Regions from separate parts of the Homo sapiens genome. Here region 2 is linked to region 1. The links are chromatin loops, found by intact Hi-C in ENCODE. Cell type or tissue: chondrocyte. All regions are shown on one strand. Links, peaks and the distances in the headings refer to the core of each region. The heading gives the core; the rest is flanking DNA.

Region 1 (8,323 bases), core at 94-8,093:
CCAAGCATTCTTACACAGCATCCTTACGAAAGCCTGAGAGTGGGGCCCTTCTGTCTCCAGTTGTCATAGGAGGAAAGGGAGGCTACAAGATGTTGAGTGACCGTGGGCTCAAGGCCAGGCTGTGGAGCCCAAATTTTAGCTTCAGGGGCCTGGCTCCTGGCCCCCGGCTGGGTGATTTGAACCTTCCAGGCTCCGTTGCATCAGCCTGGAGAGGCGGGGTGCTGGGAGCTTGGGAACCTGGACTCAGGTGTTCTTGCTGATGTGGGACCACTCAGGCACTGACCACTTGCACAAGAGGTGATGTCCGCCAGCCAGCCGGGCCCCTGTCAGCACCTGGGCTGTGCCCGTCCCACCCACCTCCCAAGCCCCAGCGTCCAGCCGTCCTGCTAGGGGTGACTCCGCCCCCAGCCTAACCTGGGCCACATGCCCCCACCAACTGAGGAACCAAAGGGAGATGGAGCTCTGCCTGCCGGCCGTTCCACAAGTACTGTTTTCCCATTTGCTGACCACCGATCTCCCAGGAGGAGCATGTGTGCAGTGTGCCCGGCTCCGGCACCCCGATACACAGTACCCCTTTCCTCTGGGAGAAGCCAGCACGGTGCGAGCTGGGCAGGAGTCAGGGGCTGGGGCGGGGGGTGACTGCTCCCAGCTGCAGGTCAAGTGACTCCAGTGAGAGCGGCACCAGTTGGTGCCTCAGATGACAACGTGGAGTTCTATAGCAAGCTCAGGAGCAAGAAAATTGGACCTAGGTTTAAACTTCCTTGCCTCTCTGGGCCTGCAGACGAGCGTTCTAAAGTCCCGTTGCATCGCTTTAATGATGTGCATTCCAAGAGCTGCAGCACCCTGGGCAGCTGGAGCCCACTGTTCCCACCACACTGCAGGCTGCTCCCCATCCCTCGTGGATGGAGTGAGGACAGGGAAACTCAACTGGCCCTGCCCCGCCTCGGCGACTCTTGCGCTTCTTGTCCACACACTCGGCTCACCTTTGTGCCTTGGCTTTTTGCTAAGGGGATAAAGCTTAAAGGAAAACCCCAGATGTGGGCAGATCGGGTTTATGAAGATTCTCATTCCCTTAGAAATTAGATCAGACACAAGCAACGCAGCCCTGGTATCCCCCAGGCCACTGCACAGTGTCCTTTGGTGCAACTGCAGAAGGGGGTCTTCAGGCTTGGAGAGGAGAATTTGCAAACAAGTGAGGGAGTCCAAATGGCGTGGCCCTTTCCAGGAATGGTCAGTTGCTTGCAGGAGAGGTCACAGCTGCGCAGGCGCTCATGGCCAGACTCCGTGTCCACCTGCTGGGTGACACACCCATGGCACAGGCAGATGGAAGCCCTAAGCCCCCACCTCACTGGCCACACAGACGGAGGGGGTGTCATTCCTGGTGGTGTCTTTCCCACCAAGGCGCTCACCTGTGCCCTGGGCTGTGTACAAACGTGTGTGTGCATGGGTGTAAGAGAAGGGGTGGGTAGAGCGAGAGGAGAGGAGAACAGGACAGAGAGGAAGTATAATATCTGGGAATGAGGTGCACAGGCTCCCACTGGGCACTTTGCAGAAAGAGCCTTTGCTTTAATAAGTATGCACGTGTGAGAGTGTGTGAGTGTGGGCGCGTGCACCGGTGCGTGTGTGTGTGAGAGCGTGTGTGTGGACACATGAGCTGGTGCATGTGTCGGTGCGTGTGAGAGCGTGTGAGTGTGGGTGTGTGAGCTGGTGTGTGTGTGAGTGCATGAGTGTGGGTGCGTGAGCTGGTGCCTGTGTTGGCATGTGTGAGAGTGTGTGAGTGTGAGCACGTGAGCCGGTGCATGTGTTGGCGTGCATGAGAGTGTGTGAGTGTGGGCGCGTGAGCCGGTGCATGTGTTGGCACACGTGAGAGTGCATGAGTGTGGGCGCGTGAGCCGGTGCGTGTGTGTGAGCGCGTGTGGGCGCGTGAGCTGGTGCGTGTGTTGGAGGATGTGAGAGCACGAGGGTGGGCACGTGAGCTGGTGCGTGTGTGTGTGAGAGCGCATGAGGGTGGGCGTGTGAGCCAGTGCTTGTGTTGGCACGCATGAGAGTGAGGGGCGTGTGAGCCAGTGCATGTGTTGGCACGTGTGAGAGCATGTGAGGGTTGGCGTGTGAGCCGGGGCATGTCAGTGTGTGTGAGTGTGGGCGTGTGGGCCGGTGCGTGTGTCGGCGCACGTGACAGCGTGAGTGTGGGCGCGTGTCTGTGAGTGCGAGTGTGGGCGTGTGAGTTGATGCATGTGAGTGTGTGAGTGTGGGTGTGTGTGAGTGAGTGTGGGCACGTGAGTTGGTGCGTGTGTGTGTGAGAGTGTGGGCGCGTGAGTTGGTGCGTGTGGGTGTGAGAGTGTGTGAGTGGGGCACAGCCAGGGTGTGCTTGTTTGGCCGGCAGGGCTGAGTGCCTCCCCGAGGGCCAGGTAGGTGACCGAGGGGTATTTACAGACCCTCCCTCTGGAGGGTCACCTGTCCATCAGCAGCCCTCCAGAGAGGGCAGATTTGATGAAACGAGACAAAGTTCTTCTCCCCTCAGCCTTGAAAACGCCCCGCCAGGCTGGACGAGCAGGAAGGTAGAGCGGTTAATATAAATAGATATCGTGATGAAAGAACACGATCATCTTAGGGGAAAAGCTCCCAGCTGGAGTCGAAGGAGATCAGGCAGCCGACGATTTCTGGTGAGCAAGAAGCTTGCTGAAATCATTGTTTCCACCACGCCGTGTTTAGGAAGCAAATTGTCCTACAGAGAGAGACACTCGCCGGGATGTGTGTGTGTGGTGTGCGTGTCTGTGGTGTGTGTGTGCGTGTGTGTGGTGTATGTGCATGTGTGTGGTTTGTGTGGTGTGTGTAGTGTGGGTGTGTGTGTGGTGTGGGTGTGAGTGTGTGTGGTTGTGTGTGGGTGTGTGGTGTGGGTGTGTGTGGTGTATGTGTGCATGTGTGTGGTTGTGTGTGGGTGTGTGGTGTGGGTGTGTGTGTGGTGTTTGTGTGCATGTGTGTGGTTGTGTGCATGTGTGTGGTGTGGTTGTGGGTGTGGTGTGTGTGTATGTGCATGTGTGTGGTGTGGGTGTGTGTGCGTGTGGGGGGTGTGGTTGTGTGTTTGCATGGGGGGGTGTGGGGGGTGTGCATGTGTGTGTGCTGTGTGTGCATGTGTGTGATTGTGTGTGTACGAATGTGGTGTGTGGTTGTGTATGTGCATGTGTATGAATGTGTGTGGTTGTGTGTGTGCGTGTGTGTGGTGTGTGTGCATGTGTATGAATGTGGTGTGTGGTTGTGTGTGCTGTGTGTGTGCATGTGTAGATGTGTGTGTGTTCCTCCCTTTTTTCTTAGAAAAACAAGAGGCAAAAGACAAGCTGGTGATTCGCTGACAACCGTTCACAGGCCTTTAGGAAAATGGCCGGAACCCCCAGGCCGCTGGGTCCTGGAGTCTAGCTGGGCCGGCACTGCCCTCTCCTGTTGAGAGAAGATGCTGGCACTCGCCAGCCAGAGCCGGGCACTGCCGCTTCCATCCCAGTCTGAGGAGGTTCCCAGTAGTAGGATTTTCACTTTTCTCAAGCAGGGAATAGTCCCTCTGCATAGGGCTCCTGCCCGGGGTGACCTCCTATCCATGTCCACCTCCAGCCATCTCCAAAGGGTAGTTGAGTACTGCCAGGAGCCCCAAAGTCCGGGATCCCCGAGTTGGGGCCTCCTGAGAACCTCAGGAACTGTCTGTGTCAACCCAGAGGCTGCCTTCTCCGGGGTGCAGGCAGCAGGATCTGGTGCGGAGAGGGGAGGTGGGAGGACACTAGGAACACTGTGAACTTCTAGAGAGCAGGAGGCACAGTCTGCGTGGTCAGCGTCCTGCCCCCACCCCTGCTAGAACAGCTGCAAAAGTGAAGACGAAGGCAGGGCGGGCCCTGAGCCAGCTTGCCCTGAATCCACTGATGGAGTGGCAGACACCATCACATGCATTCGCTTTCCCCGTGCCCCGCCCTGGAGAGCAGGTTCACCTTCCCCAGGGACTTCTGAAAATCTTGGCTCCTAAACTAGCAACACCGTGGGGTAGGAGGGTGGAAACAGCAGTGGCAAGCCCATTCTCCAGCAAAGAAGGTGGCGGCACAGCAGGAACTGTACCAACCGGCCCCCCGATCTGTGCTGGTCACTGGAGGCCAGTCTTGGGTGGGGCGCATGCACACACACATATGTTTCCACATGCTCATGTGTGCACACGTGTGCACACTCAGACACGCACGCTTGCAGAATACACACACGCCTGCCCAGACACGGACACTTACGCACACAGACACACATGCACCTGCCTGTGTATTTGTGTGTACGCACACACGCATGTATGCACAGTACACACATATACACCCATGCCCACGCACATGCACCCAGACAGACTGCTTCCAGCCCCAGCCTCGCCCCTCCAGCGGCTGGCTTTCCCAGTAATTTCATGTGGCGTTTTCAGCAGGGTTTCCCGGTCATTTCATGCGGGTTTGTCTTGGCTTCTGCTGATGTTTTAGGTGAGGTCTGCCACAAGTCCTACACGCAGTTCTCCAACCTGTGCCGGCACAAGCGGATGCACGCCGACTGCCGCACGCAGATCAAGTGCAAGGACTGTGGCCAGATGTTCAGCACTACCTCCTCCCTCAACAAGCACCGGCGCTTCTGCGAGGGCAAGAACCATTACACGCCGGGCGGCATCTTTGCCCCGGGCCTGCCCTTGACCCCCAGCCCCATGATGGACAAGGCAAAACCCTCCCCCAGCCTCAATCACGCCAGCCTGGGCTTCAACGAGTACTTTCCCTCCAGGCCGCACCCGGGGAGCCTGCCCTTCTCCACGGCGCCTCCCACGTTCCCCGCACTCACCCCCGGCTTCCCGGGCATCTTCCCTCCATCCTTGTACCCCCGGCCGCCTCTGCTACCTCCCACATCGCTGCTCAAGAGCCCCCTGAACCACACCCAGGACGCCAAGCTCCCCAGTCCCCTGGGGAACCCAGCCCTGCCCCTGGTCTCCGCCGTCAGCAACAGCAGCCAGGGCACGACGGCAGCTGCGGGGCCCGAGGAGAAGTTCGAGAGCCGCCTGGAGGACTCCTGTGTGGAGAAGCTGAAGACCAGGAGCAGCGACATGTCGGACGGCAGTGACTTTGAGGACGTCAACACCACCACGGGGACCGACCTGGACACGACCACGGGGACGGGCTCGGACCTGGACAGCGACGTGGACAGCGACCCTGACAAGGACAAGGGCAAGGGCAAGTCCGCCGAGGGCCAGCCCAAGTTTGGGGGCGGCTTGGCGCCCCCGGGGGCCCCGAACAGCGTGGCCGAGGTGCCTGTCTTCTATTCCCAGCACTCATTCTTCCCGCCACCCGACGAGCAGCTGCTGACTGCAACGGGCGCCGCCGGGGACTCCATCAAGGCCATCGCATCCATTGCCGAGAAGTACTTTGGCCCCGGCTTCATGGGGATGCAGGAGAAGAAGCTGGGCTCGCTCCCCTACCACTCGGCGTTCCCCTTCCAGTTCCTGCCCAACTTCCCCCACTCCCTTTACCCCTTCACGGACCGAGCCCTCGCCCACAACTTGCTGGTCAAGGCCGAGCCAAAGTCACCCCGGGACGCCCTCAAGGTGGGCGGCCCCAGTGCCGAGTGCCCCTTTGATCTCACCACCAAGCCCAAAGACGTGAAGCCCATCCTGCCCATGCCCAAGGGCCCCTCGGCCCCCGCATCCGGCGAGGAGCAGCCGCTGGACCTGAGCATCGGCAGCCGGGCCCGTGCCAGCCAAAACGGCGGCGGGCGGGAGCCCCGCAAGAACCACGTCTATGGGGAACGCAAGCTGGGCGCCGGCGAGGGGCTGCCCCAGGTGTGCCCGGCGCGGATGCCCCAGCAGCCCCCGCTCCACTACGCCAAGCCCTCGCCCTTCTTCATGGACCCCATCTACAGGTATTCAGCACCCCAGCCTCACTGGCTCTCCCTGGGGCGGGGCCGCGGCGGTGCTGGGCGGGCTCAGTGCATGGTGGTGTCTCTTTCAAGCTCCTCCAAGGTCGTCCCCCGGCCTTTGCTGACTTCAGGAAGATGCCCCTGTTCTTGGGGGGGTCTGCACCCCTCAGGAGGGATGCCTGGCTTGGCTGCTCCTAAGCTAGGTGCCTGGCCCGGGCCGTGTTTGGGAGGCCAGGACGGGTGCTCCTGGACACGTGCAGTTTGCTTGCACCGATGACCACTCAGACATCACACTGCTGGCCTCGAGCGCCTCCTATCCCCAGTAACCCCACCCCCCACCCCAACCCACACCCTTCCCCACCCCTCTCTCCAGCTGTCGTCTCTGGTCTAGCTCTCCCCAGCCTCTACCTGCAGAAGTCAGAGGGGCCTGGGCTGAGTGCTTCCTGCCCCTCCTGGTGCGCTCCTGCCCCTGGAGCCACAGCGGCAGGGGGAATGGGGAGGGGGTGTCTTTCTGGGGGCCCCGGGGGAATCAGAGAAGGAGCCAGTGGTCCTTGGAGGGGAGGAGGAGGCGAGGGATGAAGCAAGCATTGGAGGGTTTTCTAGGCACCAGTGTCCTGTGTCTCTGATGCCTCTCTTGGGGAAAGGCGAGTTTAATGCCACTCCCTAATTTCTGGACAGGTTTGCCCCTCCCTAGAATGCAGGTGGGTTGGAAGAGCAGGGCTAGGCTTGGGGAGGGGGTCCTACCCCCACCAGCACCTGTCCCTGTGCTCCCCGCTTCGCCATGCAAGGAGACAGGCAGGAGACCCTGAGCAAGTCCTGTCCTAATAAAGCAAAAGCGGCCAGTCATAGACATGCTGGGGGTGCTGTGTCTTGCAACGGGGTGGCAGGTTTACCAAAGCGCTCTCAGTGATGGGAAAGAGGCTCCCAAATCTAACCCTCACTATGGGAACCCAGGCAGACAGAGAAGAGCAGGCTGCCTTCAAGAGCCACCAGGCCAAAGGAGGGTCAGTGGATAGCCCTGCCCACGGCCTCTGTTTACCACAGGAGGTTTGCATTGTGATTCAGTGAGCAGGCTTGTCACCGGCATCTGGGGAAGGTTCTGGAACTGTAATCTCCAGCAGCCCTGGAGGGTGTTTAGACAGGGCCCTGTCTGGGTGCTGCAGGAAGCCCCTGGTGACCTCCCCAGGACAGAAACCTGCTGGCCACTCACGTTCATCAGCACACACGGGCAGCACACCCCGTGCCAGGGGCCGGGTCAGAGAAGGAGCGGAGGAGGCCTTGAGCCTCTGGTGTGAGCCACGCTCTGCTGTGAGCAGGTCCAGGGACCCCCTTCAGAGTGGTCCCCACTCATGCAGGGCTGACCGGCCAGTTAGGCCGGGGTGCACGGGGCCTTCAGAGAAAACTCCAGCCGCCTGCACTTAGCACCCATGACCTGCAGGGGTGCTGGCAGCCAGGGGTCTTTGAAGGCCCTCGAGGGGACCTTGGAGGCATGGGAGGTGTGAGGGAACCACTGAGGGAGAGTGTTCAGGGGCAGGTGGTGACAGGGAGGGTCCGTCTAGGGGTGCAGGTGGGCTGGGCTCCCGACATCCCCAAGGCCCACAGAGGAGTCTGGTGAGCGTTGGGGCAGCCACGGCGAGGTCCACACCATGGCCTTGTGACTGGCCAGGTATATGGTCAGGCGGGGTGGGCGGCTCTGTGGAGCGGGTGGCTCGGCGGGGCGGGCGGCTCGGTGGGGTACGTAACCCTCTGTGCTGTTGTCCAGCAGGGTAGAAAAGCGGAAGGTCACAGACCCCGTGGGAGCCCTGAAGGAGAAGTACCTGCGGCCGTCCCCGCTGCTCTTCCACCCCCAGGTACGTCCTCAGTGCAGGTCAGGGCGCCCTGTAACCCACACGCCAGTGGCCCCATCTCCCGGCTGTCGAGGCTCAGTGGCCAGGCTGGAGCCTAAGTCCCCGTCCAGGCCATACCACGCACAGACGCCCTCAAAGGCAGAGGAGGATTCTCTCCCTGAGGCCCCTCAGGTCACTGTAGGCTGGAGAGGTTGAGGACTGAGAGTGACCCTCACAGGGCCACCCCAGGGACCTCTCTGACCCCTGGCTCTGGGCTCCAGGAGGGAGAAGGAGCTTCACTGGAGTCGTGGGCAGAGCCTGAAGGAGCGAGGGCAGGGATTGTGAGTGAGGGGAGCAGCCTCAGGTGGCAGCCCAGGACACAGCGTGGGCGCTCTCTCTGGGGTGCACAGGACCTGAGTATGTTCAAATGGACCGGAAGAGAGGAAGGGCCTGAGCATGCAGAGAGGGGCATGGAGCCAGGCCCCAGGGAGGTGGTGGGCAGGGGGTCTGGAAAGAGACCCAGAGAGCCCCCCAGTCCAGACAGGTGGGTGCAGACCCTGCCAGGCCTGGAGGTGCTCCTGCCTGCCCCTGAGGCC
Region 2 (8,323 bases), core at 187-8,186, 500 kb before region 1:
CAGAGGCCAAGAAACTGCCCATGACACCTTCCTGGCTCCACCAGCTCTGCCCCAAGGGCTGGCCGTGTCCAGGACACAGCTCTGGCCCTGAGCCCTGCCTCTCCTGCGTGTGTCAGGCCCTGCCCCTTCAGCTGAGTGGCCTCCACTGCCTGCCCCCAACCAGCTAGCTGAGTGGGAGGATGAGGGTCATGGGGAGGCTCAGGGGCCTCCGGGAGCAGAGCATAGCTTGGCTCGATGCACCTGCCCGGCTTGGCCTCAGGTGGCTTCCGCAGGGAGGAGAAGCCATGAGATGCGGCCCATTGATCCATGCAGGCTTTGTGAGCCGCGGCTCAGCAGGGGCGACCATTGTCCGGGGAGCAAGGCTGTGCCCCTCACTAGGAAACAGGGGTGCAGGAGCATCAGCCCAGGTCAGGGATGGACAGCCCCCAGGCTACCCAAGCCCTGTGTTGGGCCCCGTTAATCCTTCAAGGGGCCTCAGAAAACCCTTGGGGTGGGGGTGTCCTCCCTGGGTCCCAGGGACCCTGGCCCAAGGGGCACTCTCTCGGTGAGTTGAGTCGGTGACGTATTCAGTAGGCCACATCGCTGTCTCCTCCTGAGAGTTCTGGACCTGGGGTACTCTGGCGCCCACCCACCTGGGGGTCAGTGTTCTAGGCAGTGGCAGTATTTGGCAGCTGCAGGGGCCGTGCCTACCTGGAGCCTCTGACGTGGGTCTCCAAGCATCTTGTCTGGAGGCCTGAGGGGTGGTGGGGTGCAGTGGGCCAGGGTCCCCATGGCAGTTCTGAGCCCCCAGGGCCAGGCCCGCCAAGCCACTCTTGCTGAGCCACCCTGGTGTGTCCTGGGTCCCCCTTGCTCCCTGTGGCCAGTGTAGATGGGAGGTGCAGAGGGTGCTGCCCGCGAGGTTCCTGAGTCTTTCTCTGTGCACAGATGAGAGGCAGGTGAGCTCCTGGGCCGAGGTGTCATCCAGAGGTCTGGGCGTTGCCCCTTGGAGACACTTGCACGGGGGTCTGGGCGCCAGGACGCTGGAGGCGTGGGATGATGGCGATTCGTCTCCCATCTTCAAGGCCAACACAGATAGGCGGTCCACTGTCCCAGTGGGACCTGACGTGGCCCAGAGTGGACGGTGGCCCCTACCCAGGCGCGCGCGTGGCCCCAGATCCCGCGCTGAGTCCCTGCACCGCGGCCGCCGCGGCGCTGCTGTCCCCGAGAGGCAGCCCTGTCTCTGCTGGCCCGTTAACTGTGCTGGCAGAGCTGTTACCGTGACAGTAGATTAATATCTCTTTAGTCAGCCAAAATGAACATGGCATGCTGGTGACAGTCCAATTTTCTGCTAACAGATTGTGGCCTATCGAAACCCGGCGCTCAGCTGATTTTTATTTCTGCCAGAGATAATTCAGCGCGGGAGGAGCGGCCGCCACCATCCCATCCACCAGCGCCGTTCAATATATCCCGCGCCGGCGTTTCTCACCCACTGTCAGGAGGCTGCCCGAGGGACTCCGAGGGCCTGCGGCATTTAGAGGCTGTCTCAGAGCCCAGAGGCACGGCTGCTGCTGCGATCAATGCTGAGCCTGGACTTGCCTGTTTCCAGGCTTGGGGGCTGCGGGGGAGCTCAGGGTCTGAGAGGAGGAAGGGGGAGGGTGGGGCGGGCTGGTGGGCACACGAGCACAGGTGTGTGTGTGTGTGTGTGCGCGCAGGATGCGTGTGTGTTTTGGAGTGTGTGGGTGTATGTAGGGTGCCCGTGACTGTGTGTGTGTAAGCACGTGGCTGTGTGCATGTATGTGTGAGTGTGAGTGACCTTGTGGGTGCACACGTATGGGGACTGAGAGCCTGTGTGGGGGCACAGGCTTTGCATGCCTCTCAGGCCTCCTCTCCTGGCTGCAGGAAGTCACCTATTTCCCATTTTCTCTGCAGGATGTGGAGAGCAGCCCTTACCTGGCCTGCTCCCGGAGAAGTGTCAGGGGATCCATGACCCAGGGGCGTGGGAGGTGGAGCTCCCTCCCACCTCATTGGGTGGGAGGTCAGGTGGCTCTTGGGCGAGGCAGGCAGAACCCAGACAGAGTAGGCCTCAGCTTTAAGGATGGTGATCCTGGGGAGTCCAGCTGCTCCGGGCAGCTCTTCCGAGAGGCAGCTGGTACACCCCAAGTGGAGGAAGCTCTCTTAGTTTAATTAATTAATTAATTTTAGAGAAAGGGTTTCTTTCTGCCACCCAGGCTGGAGTGCAGTGGTGCAATCATGGGCCATTGCAGTCTCAAACGCCAGGGCTCAGACAATCCTCCCGCCTTGGCCTCCCAAAGTGCTGGGACGGCAGGTGTGAGTCACTGCACCCATCCATCCAGGACTCTTTTCTAATGCGACTGATGTGGCCCCACCAGCTGCTTTTTCCCAGGGTTGTTGGGGGCCTATGCAACCACCTGCAGCCCTCCCTAGGGGACCATCCCAGAAGCTGCACCGCAGCCCAGCTTGGCTCAGGACCGGATTCCTGGGTCATTAGCGGACTATAACCCCCATCCCCAGCAGCCAGAGCCTCCCCGCAGGTTGATCTTCCCGGGTGTTTGAGTCTGAATGCTGTGCTTCCCCTTCAGGCTGGGGAGGGGAGGGAAGGGGTCCCCAGGGCAGGGAGCCAGGCCTGACTCATAGAGGGCCTAGCGAGCGGGGCTGGCCAACTTCCCCTTCGGATCCCTGTCACCATCACCAAGTCCTTCTGTAAGAAAGATTGTGCGAGAGACTGTCATTAGAGGTCACGCTTCTGGAAGGTTCTTGCTCTCAGCGAGCTCAGTCAGGAAGATGCTGGTGCCAGCATCCGACATGGCTGCTGGGGATGGGAGGAAGTGCCCACTGCCTCAGCATCAGCATTAGCATCCCTGCTTGGGTCACTGCATCCCAGTGGCCCCAGCCCAGGCCTCAGAACCCACCCCGGCCTGTTGTGACTTGTTCAGCCTCCTGCCTGCCCCGGGTGAAGCCACGCTGGCCCTGCCCTCCTGGTGCCAGCTTCGTCCCATTCATTCAGGGGCTCAGACGGGGATCGCCATCCCTGTTCCCCCGTCACTCTGCTTCCCTGCTGGATCTCCTCATGGTTGAACCCACCTGGGAAGAGGAGGGCGAGGCCACCCCACCGCATGTGGTTCCCAGGCTGCCTTGTGTGTCTGCTCTGCACGCTTCTCCCGAGTGCTGCCTGTGCTGAGGTCTCCACAGGGGGGCGGCCTGAGTGTGGTCACAGCCCAGCAGGGACACAACGCAGAAAAAATGACCCTCGGCAATGTCCCGTTCAGGGTGGCGCTTGTGCTGTTGCCACCCTGCTCGTGTCCAGGCAGACATCACTAAACTGCTCCATCAAACCCCAGACCTGGGCTGGCATCTCCTGTGTCCCCACCATGTCTTGGTCCAGCGACATCAGCACCCGCACCAAGGGGACACCACCGCCTTCCTCCCACCACCCCTGGAGGCATGAACTCTCACCCCAGAGGAGACAGCACCTTGCCCAGGGCACTCAGCGGCACATGTGGTCGTGTGCCCAGCTCAGTCCTCGAGGTCTTGCCCACCCTTCATAGGACCTGACCAATTGCCCTGGGGCAGGCACCACGTTGCCCATCAAAGAAAGCAGTGCTGCCTTTGATTAGTGATGTCTGCCAGCCCCCAGCCCCTGGTTTTAGGACCAGCTCTCAGGGACCAACCTTCCAGCCTCCTGGGATCCCTGCACTGCTCAGAAAGGTGCTTGGCAGACTCCACCCTCAGGAACATGGGTGCTGGAGCTGCAAGGTCCCAGGGGGCCCAGAGGGGACCCGTGGAGTCAGTGATTCTAGGGGACATTTAATGCAGGGCTGCTGGCAAACCTGAAGGCAGGGAGGACTTGGTAGCCCCCTGGCCTTGGGGGTGAGGATGGGTAGAAGGCGAGGGGGTCTGGGTAGCCATCAGCAGAGCTGGGTCTTCCAGTGGAGCTTGGCCACCCCCACCAGGGAATGGGTGTGCTTCCCTCCTCACTGCCACCTACACAGGATCCCACTGGATGAGGCCAGAGGACACAGGTGTTACTGGCCACTGTGCACCAGATGGGGCAGAAAGGGACCCCTGGCCAGGTGGGCTCCCAGTGCCCACGCCCCGATCTCTGATAATGGACGGTGATTTAGCCTTTCTGTGCCCAAGGCGTCTCCATCTGCCCCTGGCAGGGCTTTCCTGGGCAAGCTGGCGGGGGAGGTGCAGGCTGTCCTGGAGCCCTGCATGTGCTCTCCCCGGGGAGCATCTTCCATGGAGGGCCGGGCTTGCTGTCTGCTCCGGGAGCATTGGGGCCCTTTTCCTTCAGGGCCTGCTGAGCCCCCTGTCCTGCTCCTGGTCCCAGGACCTCCACCTGTTGGGCCTACCTGGGAAACTTCCTGTGTCCATTCCTGTGTCACAGGGTCTCTCCCTGAGGGGCCCCGCTGGCTGGACAGCAGGGGATTCTGACTCCTTTCTATGTGGATTTGTGCAAACGACAGTGACGATGATGGTGATGGGGGGCCAGGCTCAGAGCAGGATGAGGGAGGCTGGGCCAGACTCAGAGCAGGATGGGGGAAGCTGGGCCAGTGACTCCCGATGTTGTTGGCAGAAGCTACATGGACCCAGGGGCGTTGGATCCTGCACATGCATTTGCCTGCCCCAGCCCTTTGTACACAGTGGCCTGGCTTGCAGGAGCTTCCAGAGAGCTCTAGAGGGAGGCAGAAAGCTGTTTCTCCAGAAAGGCCTCCTGAGAAAGATCCAGGCACAGGCCCCAGGTCCTTATCCCCACCAGGAAGGACCCATGGCTGGCTTAGCTCCGGGGGGAGGGAATGGCCAGCCCCTGAGCCCTGCAGGGGTGGGTGAGGGTGTGGGAGTCTGCCCCGCGGCAGATCCACGAAGGGATGGATGTCCATAGGGCTGAAGCCGTGGCTCAAACATGAGATAAATTTGTCCCCACTTAGATTGACTTTGTTGCCCAAACGCCTGAATTGCCAACTTGAACCCTGAGGGCAGGACATAAACCCCACCCTGTGCATTTCTGCTGAGTCTGTCTTAAGAGTCCAAGGAGGGGCAGTGGGGGAGGACAGAGCCTTTTCGAGTTCCTGGCTTGACAGTGCAGGAACTGTGCCAGGGTGCCGGAAGGTGATCACCTCCCACGCCAGGTACATGAAATTTACTTGGCCCCAAACCCTCTGGCCTGAGGGGCCTGTAGGACAACCCGAGCTTGGGCTGCCACTGCCTGAAGCTCTCCGCAACTCTGGAAACCTTCCGGTGTGGGGCCACCCCCTCCCACCATGCTGACAATTCCTGAGGGACAAAAGCTGCAGAAGGCTAGGCCAGTGCACGTGTCCACACGTGCACACATACACACTCCTACAACACACACACGTGTCCACACATGCACACATACACACTCCCACAGCACGCATGCACACATGTACACACACGCAGACATACACTCTTGCAGAGCACACACATGCACACATGTACACACATGCACATATACATGCTGCACACCACACACATACATGTACAAGCCCATGCAGCACATACATGCACACACATGCACACACATGCATAAATGTATGCATATGCACACACTCACAACACACACATGCACACATGTCCACACATGAACATATACACACTCCCACGGCGCACACACACACACACGTCCACACATGCACATACACACCTGCACAGCGCACAGCACACGTATACACCCACACAGCAATACATGCACACATGAATGCACTCACAAAGCACAGACATACACACATGTGCACACATGCACACACCCATGCTTGCACTGTACACACATGCACACACAACATACAATGCACACATGCCACACATGCACACACACAAATTCACACATACTTGTACAGCACACCTACACATATACACAAACACAACACACACAGCACTCATGTACACACGTGTGTACATAAAACAATGAACATATGTGCACAATGCACACACTGCACACACATACACATGCACACACATGCACTCATACTTGCAGTCTACACACATGCATATGTACACATGCACACATACACTATGCACACACAAACATACATGCACATCTGCACACAGCACATACATTAACACAATCATGTGCACACCCACATGTTTGCCCACATGTGCACATGTACAGCCGGTGCCCATGTGTGCACATATCCACATGTACACATGCATGTGTTTGCACATGAAAATACACATGGACACATATGCACATGGACACACCCACGCAGATGTATGTCCATACACCCACCTACATGTGTACCCACACATGACGTACATGTACACACACTCCTGATGACCTCTCCCAGGACCCAGGGCCCAAGGCCCCTCCAGCCTTCAGACACATTCTGTGTCCTGGGACCGGGATTCTCAATGGCCGGCATCCGGGGTTCTAGCTGGCAAAGGGCACTCCCAGCTGTGCCAGCCACAGTGTGTGCACAGGTGTGAGAAATTGTAGCTGTGTGCACACACGTGAGCATGGCCTGTGACCAGGGGCCACCCCAGCATGCCTGTGTGCCTGCTTCTGCATGTACACATGGCTGTGTCCTCAGGCACCCGTGTCTGCACATGCTCACATATGTCTTTGTCTGTGCTTTTGCTCAGGTGCTGGAACGTGGGGCCGAGGCGGGGCAGCTTGTGGGGGCCCCTGGGCCTGTGTCTGCTCCACTACCACCGTCAGAGCTCTTCTGAGTCGCCGTGGGGATTTTGTGGTGCCTCCTCCTCTGGGCTCTGATCCGGCTGCCCCAGAACCCAAGCTCAGAGGCCTCGTCCCCAGGCGGGTCCTGACCTCGGCAGGCCAGCCTCGCGTTCCCTCAGCCCCATCACACCGGCTGACAGGCTGGCATTTCCCTCCCGCCTGGCGTTTCCCCCCGCCGGTCATGTCGACAAGCACCATGGGTTTCCTGACAGACGGAAATATCAATCCTTAGGTACAGGGACAAAGCAGGTTTTAAACTTTAATGAGAGGCTTTAATGGAAATAAAACGTAAAATTCCTCTTCAAATGGAGGTGCTTCTGTTTTATCAGAGAAAAAGTACCCTAAATAATAAATCGACGTCGTGTGTCGTGGTTCTCGTACCTGCGTGAATATTTAAAACATGCAAACATGTGGGAGATGCATTTGCTGGGAACAAAAGGAACACACATATTTAACCCCTGAAATAAATAAATAAGGCGAAGGTGCGCAGCTGGAGACAGGGCATGGAGACAGGGAAGGCAGAGGCCATGCATATTTAACGTGGCGGCTCCACGAGGCTGCGTGTGAGCGGACGTGTGGGCAAACCACCCTGAAGCATCGTGGCGAGGCGGGCAGGGGTGCAGGGTCCCGGCAGGGCAGCCCAGGTGCCCTCTGCCTTACTGTCGGCTGCTTATTTACTGTCTGAAGATTTTAAAAGCCCCAACCACGCTCCTGTCCTGCCTCTCTGTTCCATCACTGCTCATTTCAGGAGCACCTGGACGCCCATTGTTTATTTAGCGCTACTGTGCGTCTTCAGGGCAAGGCATTCATACACGGGTGCCGGAACAAAGTTCCATGAACCAGGCGGCTGAGAGTCATGGGGATTCCTTCTCCCCCAGTCTGGAGGATGAGGTTTGAAATCCAGTGTCCACGGGTGCTCTGGGAGGGTCCTCCTTGCCCCTTCCAGCTTCTGCAGGCTCTGGCTTTCCTTGACTCCCGGCCACAGGGCCCCACGCTCTGCATCCTGTCGCACAGCTGTCTTCTCCCTGTGTGTCACAACCTCATGTTAACGTGACGACATCTGCAAAGATCCTATTTCTGAATAAGGCCCGTTCACAGGTCCTCAGAGTTAGGACCTCAACGTATCTTTTTGGGGTTACAATTCAATCTACAACAATGAACCAAAAGCAGCCTGGGGTCCTCTGAAGGGTGGGGAGCCTGGGCCAAGCAGGACAAAGTGACTACCCAGGGACCTTTAGCTGGCCTGAGGGGCTTCCCGGAGAGCCGAGCCGGCAGGCAGGAGAGTGCCCTGAACCTGGGACCCCTTCCTCCAGCCCCCAGCCTCATGTCAGCGGTGGTGGGAGGGGTCTTAACGCATCTTTTCTATCTCTTTCCACTCTTGGAAACCTGGATCTCAGAGTCCAGGGAGAGAAGTCATGAGATTTTATGAGATGTGGGGAAACAATTTTTAGAACTCGCCATGCGTTTCGGCACCTTTGTTATTTTCGTAAAGTGTGGAGATATGGTCTCCTTGCGTTTGGCTCTCCCTATTCCTGGCATCTGGTGATCTCTTTGCTCTCCAAGGCAGGCGGACGGAACATGTTTCTGTTCTGAGGACCTTGTCCTCTGTGACATTTGGGGGCAGGCGGGGGG

Evidence for each region. Peaks named below come from ENCODE experiments on the same cell type or tissue, not always from the same donor. Only the 100,000 strongest peaks of a DNase experiment are listed, where the experiment ranks them.
Region 2: a loop joins it to region 1, with 3 times the contacts of the local background. A loop is called at or near these places in 3 of 110 quality-filtered maps.

Annotation. Positions count from the first base shown.
Region 1 is chr1:3,406,897-3,415,219 of GRCh38, forward strand. PRDM16 (PR/SET domain 16) reads left to right here. Exons shown (of 17, transcript NM_022114.4): 9 at 4,488-5,904; 10 at 7,664-7,751. Among named protein-coding and RNA genes, the nearest start is that of ARHGEF16, 44 kb to the right of the region's middle. RefSeq lists enhancers at 1,565-2,142, 8,220-8,323. In chondrocyte, for the core only: CTCF peaks have their summits at 3,434 (motif pointing left) and 3,634; no DNase peak of the experiment used is centred there.
Region 2 is chr1:2,910,224-2,918,546 of GRCh38, forward strand. No RefSeq gene overlaps it. Among named protein-coding and RNA genes, the nearest start is that of ACTRT2, 110 kb to the right of the region's middle. In chondrocyte, for the core only: a CTCF peak has its summit at 4,707; no DNase peak of the experiment used is centred there.